Linked DNA regions of Mus musculus: region 2 is linked to region 1. A link is a loop called in an ENCODE intact Hi-C map of the cell type or tissue named here. Cell type or tissue: left cerebral cortex. All regions are shown on one strand. Links, peaks and the distances in the headings refer to the core of each region. The heading gives the core; the rest is flanking DNA. Region 1 holds the start of Gm16271 (predicted gene 16271). Region 2 overlaps Gm29915 (a long non-coding RNA gene).

Region 1 (4,392 bases), core at 145-4,144:
TCCTTCTCCTTCTCCTTCTCCTTCTCCTTCTCCTTCTCCTTCTCCTTCTTCTTCTTCTTCTTCTTCTTCTTCTTCTTCTTCTTCTTCTTCTTCTTCTTCTTCTTCTTCTTCTTCTTCCTCTTCTTCTTCCTCTCCTTCTTCCTCTCCTTCTTCCTCTCCTTCTTCCTCTCCTTCTTCCTCTCCTTCTCCTTCTCCTTCTCCTTCTCCTTCTCCTTCTCCTCCTCCTCCTCCTCCTCCTCCTCCTCCTCCTCCTCCTCCTCCTCTTCCTCCTCCTCCTCCTCCTCCTTCTTCTTCTTTTTTTTTTTTTTTTTGAGACAGAGTTTCTCTGTGTAGCCCTGGCTGTCCTGGAACTCACTTTGTAGACCAGGCTGGCCTCGAACTCAGAAATCCGTCTGCCTCTGCCTCCCGAGTACTGGTATTAAAGGCGTACACCACCACGTCCGGCTAGTGCTTCTACGTGCACAAGCCACACTGGGTTCTGGGTATTCAAACTCAGGTCCCCGTGCTGACACAGCAAGTACTCTGAGATGCTGAGTCCTCTCCCCAGTCCTGGAACTTACTTTTAACCACAACAGCCACTAAAGGGCAGCTAAGCAAAGATAGTGTCACGGAAAAAAAATGTAGCATGATCTCATACGAAATTATGAACTGACCCAGGCTAGTAGGTCTTATGGCATTGGACAGGTGTATCTTTCCAGTCTCCATGTTTCTCCCAGCAACTTAAATAATCCAAACATAGCTCATGGCTTTGATGTAGTATCCTGCTTTATGGCTAGAGAACCATAATGTCAAACCATTGGGGTTTATGTTTATTTCATATAGAAGTTGGCATTAACTAGTTTAGGATCTACCAAAATTTATCCAATCTCAACATTCAGGTTATTTCCACCTTGTTTTCTCTTACAAATGCTATGCCATGGATTTATTGGTCTATAAATTCTTATCTAACCCTTCTCAGCCCTCCCCCTTTTCAGGGTAAATTACAGCATCACCCTGTAAGTCTGTGTTACAGTTGGTAGGTTCCTCCGCCTTAGCTGGTAGGAACCCACACCTTTACTGTCATAATCCATTTGCAAATGGAGGAATAGAATGGGCAAAAAATCATACCAAACAAAAGCACCCTCCATCTGATTTCCGCCTGGCTGTGTGTGTGTTATCGCAGTTACTTGTGGGTTCTTGCCCTGTGCTTATTGCTGCTTTTCACGTCTGATTCTGATTATTTGCTCTTAGGTCTATTTTTAAAAAATACTCCTGACATTAAAAAAGTATACCTGCCATGAGAATTGCATTTTTTTTGTCCCAGTCTTTATCTTATGGCTTGACAAAAATTATGCTTCACTTGGAAGCAAATTTGACATTCCTTCCATGGGAAGCTCTCTGGACTGGATCCCTGTCTTACTGAGAAGGTTTGCTCACAGGTCTCCTGGGTGGTAATGGGTGGTGTCAGGTGGACAGAGACTAGCTGAGGTCACAGAGAGGACAGCACCCCACCTGGGGTTAGTGTGAACTTTTTTCACAGGTTTGCAGGGCTGTGTTGAAAAGACAGAGGCTGACTGGTATATGTACTGGCCATATCCACAGTACATACACACCTTGGGCTTCCAATACAACGAGTCTGTCCTGCGTGGAATCCAAACTGTTCTATATTTTTTTATTCCATCGGAGACTATAATCCAGAGGGTCTGTTGAGTGACCATTTTGATTATTTTAAAAATCATCTCAGCTTCTAATTCACTCTGTGGAAACTGCTTTGCCATTGGCTGAGCTAGGACTGGGAGAGGCCTTTAACAGGGAGGTCAAAAGGGAATTTCTCTTTTCTAGACAGAATTAAGGTTTGCCAGTAGAGGGCGCTGGCAGTACAGCGTAGCAGGCAGGAGCGACTGGGCTGCAGGGTAGAGCGCTCAGTGGGGTGCCTCTTTTGTTTTGTTTTGTTTTTGCTGTTGCAGCTGTCCACAGGGCTCAGTGGGATTTCTGCCGGGCTGTGCACCCGGAGTGCACCGGTCTCATCTTTAAGGTCAGCCCCCCTGATTTCACTCACCCCTGCTCTTCATCTTCTAACCAGACCTAGTGTCATAGACTGTAAATAACTTCCCATGGATCCCAATGCTTTGGCCCCCATTTCTATTTGTCATTTCTGTGCCCTTGGGTAAGTAAGTCACCTGGCTTTGGAAACTCTGTTTCTGCCGTCGTCTGCGTTTGTTAATGAGTTTTTATAACTGAGGCGATACTTTGTCTTCTTTATGGACTGTCTACTGCCATGGCCCCTGTTGTCCTCCCAGCCTGAATACTTCGTTCAGTACCCCGCCCTTCATGCTGCCTTCGGCTCAGCCTTCCCTACAGCACGGCTCTTGCCAATCATCCACCCACTGCCTCCCCCCTCCCCCTTGCTCTTCTCTTTACCTCTTCTTACAATGTTTGCCTAGTTTTCGGCTCCCTCTTACGAAACATTTGACAGTCCATCAGCTCCAGTGGAGCCCCAGTAACAAACAGAAAAGAAAAAACACATCCCAGCATCTCTTTGGTCTGGTGTAGTGGGTGAAGAAACACTTACGCTTGTCACACCTGGGCCCCCTGTACGCAGACAAGCACTCACAAGTTCCGTCACCACTGATCCCGCTGTTGCACACACCATGGACACAACTGCACACTGTGGGCAGAAAATGAGGGTCTGTCATCATCTGATAGGGGTTCTCCTAAAGATCCTGGAAGGGTAACAGTCTCAGACAGCCCTTCTGTCTGTCTGTCGGTCTGTCTGTCTGTCTGTCTGTCTGTCTGTCTGTCTGTCTCTCCATGAGGTAGAGGAAACTCCCAGAGAACCTAGCTTAAATCCTGGCTATGTTTTTTTCTTTTATCCTAGTTGGGATTTTCAGAGTGTAAGGCAGACAATGGTTCCAAGGCTAACTGAGCATTAAGTAAGGATGTGGCTCTAAAGCTTGCTTGGCATCATCATGGACACTGGGCTTCTCTTTTCTACTGAGCTGTTTGCTACCCCGTTTGACTTGGTGTCTTTGTATGAAGAAGAGAGCTTCCCATGAGGCTGTCCTTGTGGGTGGCTGATATCTCTGTAAGCAGATCTTGCATGTTGAAGGCAGTGCAGGGAGTAGAAATGTAACAACACAGCAGGGCTCAGAAAGACTATGCCCTGGTTTCTGCTAAAAATAGATGGCTTCTCAGCCCAGTGATAGGTCAGGGTTGGCAAATGAAGGGCCTTTCACATAAATGGTCAAAGCTTCTGCATCCAGCTGCTGGCTCATCTGTTACACGGTTCACTAACAAGCTAGCCAGCAGCATACTGAAGCCAAGACTCCCGCAAAGCACAGAGTATGAGGTTTCTGTTGCCGCTGTAACAAACGGTCCTGAAGAGGAGCCAGACACAGTCCAAATGTATTTGACGGTTCTGGGGGACAAAATGTCCCATTAGATTAAAATCAAAGTCGCAGTAAGGCTGTTCTACAAGAATCGCGTGTTTCTAGATTCATGACCCTTTTCTCCACTTTCATGTGAAGTGCCAACTTCCTCTCATGCTGCTGTCTCTATGGTTACCTCCTCCACCCATGCTGGACCCACCTGGGCAATCAGAGCAATCTCCGTCCTGGACATCCTATTTGTTGCCTCACTGTCCCTATTCCTGTTCAGGTCCTTTCCAGTCTTCCTCTAGAAGCCACTGTTGCTGAAGCATTCTAGTGCACTGTCTCCAGCTGGTTGCCAGCCCATCCACTCTTGTATTTTTGCACATTTGTTTTCTATGTGTATAAGATGACTCCTGTTTGTTCCCATTCATCTTTGTAATGTAGCCAGCAAACTCAGAATACTGTAGTAGTCAAGTTTCCAACCTCAAAGAGCTCATGGAAGGAAATAGCTAATCACAGCACAGTGTGATAAATGTTACCACCCTATGCATCAATGGGAGCAGGCCAGGAAGAGGTGGGGTGGGCACAGGCTTCATGAAGACCACTGCAGGGGGAAGGAACACGTTCATCCTGAACTCAGCCCTCATCCCTCACACATGTATCCTGTGTGTCCAACACTCATGCACCCTGTGAGTCCAGCACCCACGAACACAGTGTGTCCTGCACTCGTGCACAGTGTGTCCTCATGCACCCTGTGTCTTCATGCACACAGTGTGTCCTCATGCACACAGTGTGTCCTCATGCACAGTGTATCCTCATGCACCCTGTGTGTCCAGCGCCCATGCACCCTGTGCGTTGGCTTCTCTACATCCCTTTGGTGTGGCATGTGAGGTCCCCCTCATCCTTCAAGGACATTTCACTTCTATGGTGCCATCCCAGGAGTCCCAAAGCAGACTCTCTGCTCCTCTGGGCTCCAGCAGGGATGGAAAAATTCTAAAAGGAGTAAAAGTTCTTGACTCTGAACTTTCAGCTTTCAGAACGA
Region 2 (4,392 bases), core at 273-4,272, 530 kb after region 1:
TTTATACAACATGGAATGAACCCTAGCTCATATCCTTAGAGTAGAACTGGAAAGCTCAGGAAATCCGGAGTTTCTGCAAGCCTGCAGATGCTTCCAGATTCAAGGGGCTAGGGGAACCTTCTGGTGGATGAAGAACAGGGGCGCCTGGCTCCCAGGAGTTCCCGATCTGCTCCTACAGCCCCCCTGAAAGGTGGGACAGTTAACCTAAGTGTCTGAGGTCAGTCGTGTGTCCCCATTGTGTGGCCACGCGTCCTATGTCCATCAGCACTTCCCCAAAGTCCAGACTCAGACTGACTCCTTGTGGTGCAGCCTGGGAGTTCCTTAGCTTATCAGTTAGTGGGCTCTCCACTCTCTCCACTTCAGGCAAACCTGAATGCTGCTCCTGAGGGCCAAATGGAAAGTTTACTGGTAAGTAATAGGTTTCAGAGGAGGCACAAGCAGGCCAGTTACATCAATCTTGCCTGCCTGGTTCTTCTGGGCCGCTCTTCCATAGGCCCATTTGTAGCACAAGCAAGAGACAGAAGCCAGTCAATTTTCAGTGTGTGTGTGTGTGTACTTGCTCGCTCGCTCGCTCATGCATGGATTCAAGGGTAAGTTTTTAATTTTATTTTTTGTTTTTCATTTATTCACTTTACATTCTGCACACTGCTCCTCTCTCAGTCACCCTTCCCATCCCCTCTCTCCTTCTCCTCTGGGTGGGTGGATCCCCTTTGGGTTTCCCCACACCCTGATATATTAAGTCTCTGCAGATTTCCACGCATCCTCTCCCACTGAGGCCAAACAAGACAGCCCAGCTAGAAGAACACATCCCACGGACAGGCAACAGCTTTGGAGGAGCCCTTGCTCCAGTTGTTTGGGACCCACACAAAGATCAAGCTGTATGTCTGCTACATACGTTCATGGAAGCCTAGGTCCAGCCTGTGTATGGTCTTTGGTTGGTGGTTCAGTTTCTAAGAGCCCCAAGGGCCCAGGTTAGTTGACTCTGTTGGTCTTCCTGTGGAGTTTCTATCCCTTTGGGACCTCCTTCACGCCCGTCCCTGCAATCCTTCCTAGGGGGTAATTTTAACATGGATATTTCATGTTCATGAAACCTCAAACAGCAACAAAGACAAGATTTAAGGGCTTACTCTTTATAAAATCCCGACACTGCCAAGCACACAGAACCCACAAGAGATGTGTGATAAATATAACACTCACACTGACACATGCAGCAAGATGCACACTTCAGTCCTGTCAAGTGTGAGAAAATCCTATTTAATCGGAAAGTCGATTTAAGCTGCTATAATCATTGCTCTAACAGAACTGTGGCAAGTTTGAAAGGAGGACAGCAGGTCACAGTCGCTGCTTCCCGTGAAGCTGTAGTTGGAATAGTCATCGTAGAAGGGAAGAAAGTCTGTTAAGACGCAGCAGGGCAACAAAGGGCAGCGGCCCTGTTCCTCCATCTTCCTTTTATCTCTAGACTCCACCCCCAACATACCCGAATACCACCCCCCCCACACACACACATGTAAATTTCAGGTAAAATCAATGAGTTACAATTGCATGCATTCTCAAATTACCTAGAGTCTCTCTCTTAAGCAGATGTTCTGACAGTGTAGAAAATACAAACTGGACCACACAACCCTCTAGTGACAGTCATGTTCCCCTTTGAACTCATACATATATTAATTTTTTTTTGCTAGTCTTTTTTCTAAAATAACCTCCAGGGGCAAATGACATCACCCTCCTCCGCCTTCATTGTGTGGGCAATGAAGGTGGTGCTCAAATTATGGGTCCTGCTAGTCAGAAGGTATTCTGGAGTCAAATGGTTAGTGCTAGGGACCAGGGTAAATGCCAGGTCTTTGGTGCATCGTGACTAGCGTGCAATGGAATGAAACACCATTGCTCACCACAGCTTTGCTAGAGAAACAGGATACTCACATGTAACTAGACTGGTTTCTCATCCCGAATTCGAGGACCTGGTAATTAATTGACGTGTCTTCCTTTGCGCGACGTGTGGGTCGCCTGCCACCTGCTGGTCATTTGTTAAAATGAAGCAGGAACCGTGGAAGGGAAAATCTGTAATGAAAAAATGTAATTCCACATCACTCAGTTCAATTAATTAATTCTTCTTTGTGCAATGCAGTTTAACCATAGAGCACCATGAGGTATGGGTCCCATCCATTAGGATGGCCACATTACTATATCTAAGATTCTCTCTCTCTTTCTCTCTCTCTCTCTCTCTCTCTCTCTCTCTCTCTCTCTCTCCCCCTCTCTCTCGTATGTGTGTACACATGTGCATATGTGTGTATATGTGCCTGGAAGCCAGAGGACACCTTCTTCATCAGTCAGGCTCCCCCTTAATTTTTGACGCAGTATCTCTCACTGAGTCATTAGCTCATCCATTTGGTGAGACCTTCTGGCCATTGAGCTCCAAGAATCTTTCTCTTCCCTTTCTCCCTACCACTACTGTGACTGGTTTTTATTTTATTTTACTTTTGCTGTTCTGAACTTGGCTCCACATCTTTGAGCTGCAAGAGCTTTATAGACTGAGTGAGCCATCTCTCTGAACACGTGAGGTGTGCTTAGCAGTCGGACTTGGAAGCTTCATCTCATGCCTACCCAAATATGACTAGACACATTTTCTATGTGTTCTCACAACAAGCCACATTTCCTAAGCCAAGGATGGGAACTGCCTCACTTGAAGCACGCCAAGTGGGAGGGCAGTGACAATCAGTGAAGGCCGAATCTTTCCTAATAAGAGATTTGTATTTGTCCTGCAAGGTCAGGTACCCTGGTGGTTTGAGGGCAGGGGAAATGGGTACGGTATTTTGGAGATGGATTTTCCTAATGGCCCTAGTAATTGGTCAGAAACCTGAATCAGAGGGAAAGAGGCCAACAGACAGCTTGCTCCATGTTAGGGATATCTCGTTCTTGCCTTCACTTGCACTCCACTGAGTCGTCCAGTGGAGGCTACTTCTTGGCCTGGCTATGACATCATCCTCAGGCTCCTCTCTATCCACATCCCTACTCGATCTCTTTCCAGCATCCACTACTTTCTTCCCATTAGGTTCCTTTGCAACTCAGTTCAGAGAAGCTTAATCAAGATTACCCTGTAGATTTATAACCGCCAACCTTTCCTGGAGTCATCTCTAGAGAAACCACGTCCACACTCTTCAGTACCTCATCCTCCATTATGGGCATTTCTCTTTCTCTCTCCATTTTATTATGTTTTATTTTTACTATATTTTATTTGCATCATTTAAAACAAATTTTATATTTAAATATATTTTGATCACACTTGTCCCCTCCCCCAAGTCCCAGATCCTCGCCTTCCACCTCTACCCACTCGACTTTACATTCTGTCTCAAAAGCCCAATACAATAATAGAATCTCCGCCCAAACCAAGAAAAAATATCCCCCAAACGTTCCACTAAACTATAACCAAATAAAACACACAGAGAAGAAGCCTGTGGAGCACCTTCTACGCTGGGCAACTCTGCCTGAGCATGAGTCCTGTCGTGAAGTAGTTGATGTACCTAGTGTCACCATATATGGATTTTTCTGTCTCCTAGCCAGTATAAGTGACAGTTCAATTGTTAACGTTTACTCCAGTGGCAAGGGCATTCATTCATTCATGTTTTTAAAAATATGACAAAATAAAACATAGTAAGATTAAAGACAAAAACCTATCAATTTAGAGTTGGACAGACAAACCAACAGAAGGAAAGAGCCCCAAAAGAATGAAAATCAGGAATCCAGTGGCTTACTCACTCAGGAATCCCATAAGAACACCAAACGGGAAGCTGTAATATGAACACAGACTGTTCACACTATGAACTGAGGCAGACCTGTTCAGACCCTGTGCATACTGCTTTACTCTCTGTGAGTGCATAAGAGCTTTGCCCATGGAGATTTAGAGCAGAGGTTCTTAATTGGGGAGTTGTAAGTCCTTTGAGAATCGAATGACCTTTGTGCATGTCAGATGTTTTCACTGCAATTCATAACTGCAGCGCTGTACTGTAGTAAAACTACAGTTATGAAGTAGCAATAATAAATACTCTTGTGATTGGCGGTCACCACAATATGAGGAACTGTATTAAATCATCGTAGCATTATGAAGATCTTGATTTGGAGGGGCTTGTTTTCATGATGTCCTTTTCCCCTCTGGCTCTTACACTGTTTCTGCCTTCTCTTCATGGTTCTCTGAGGTCTGAGTGGAGAGATTTTTAAACAATTTGTAAACAACAAAAACTTATTTGACTCAAGGCCTATTCCACGAGTTATAAACCACATCCCCAACATTGCTTGGGTGACCAAGAATCTAAAACTAGATAGCCCTGGGAGCTTAGGGGAAAGCCAAATACTACTGTTTTGTTTTTGGTCTGTTGGTTCCAAGAAAACTGTAGTGAT

What was found. Hi-C counts contacts between places; a loop is a spot of excess contacts. Peaks named below come from ENCODE experiments on the same cell type or tissue, not always from the same donor. Only the 100,000 strongest peaks of a DNase experiment are listed, where the experiment ranks them.
Region 2: a loop joins it to region 1, with 4 times the contacts of the local background. A loop is called at or near these places in 4 of 42 quality-filtered maps.

What each region holds. Positions count from the first base shown.
Region 1 is chr10:86,970,286-86,974,677 of GRCm38, forward strand. It overlaps Stab2 (stabilin 2), which reads right to left. Exons shown (of 69, transcript NM_138673.3): 6 at 2,552-2,647. It overlaps Gm16271 (predicted gene 16271), which reads left to right and starts at 1,856. Exons shown (of 5, transcript NR_165263.1): 1 at 1,856-2,014. In left cerebral cortex, for the core only: a CTCF peak has its summit at 1,837 (motif pointing right); DNase peaks (open chromatin) are centred at 1,858, 2,406, 2,614, 2,932 and 1 more place; H3K4me3 peaks cover 194 bases; H3K27ac peaks cover 189 bases.
Region 2 is chr10:87,502,210-87,506,601 of GRCm38, forward strand. Gm29915 (a long non-coding RNA gene) reads right to left here. Exons shown (of 3, transcript XR_871928.2): 2 at 1,921-2,058; 3 at 619-1,049. Among named protein-coding and RNA genes, the nearest start is that of Gm29915, 3.6 kb to the right of the region's middle. In left cerebral cortex, for the core only: CTCF peaks have their summits at 302 and 2,018 (motif pointing left); DNase peaks (open chromatin) are centred at 323, 757 and 1,988.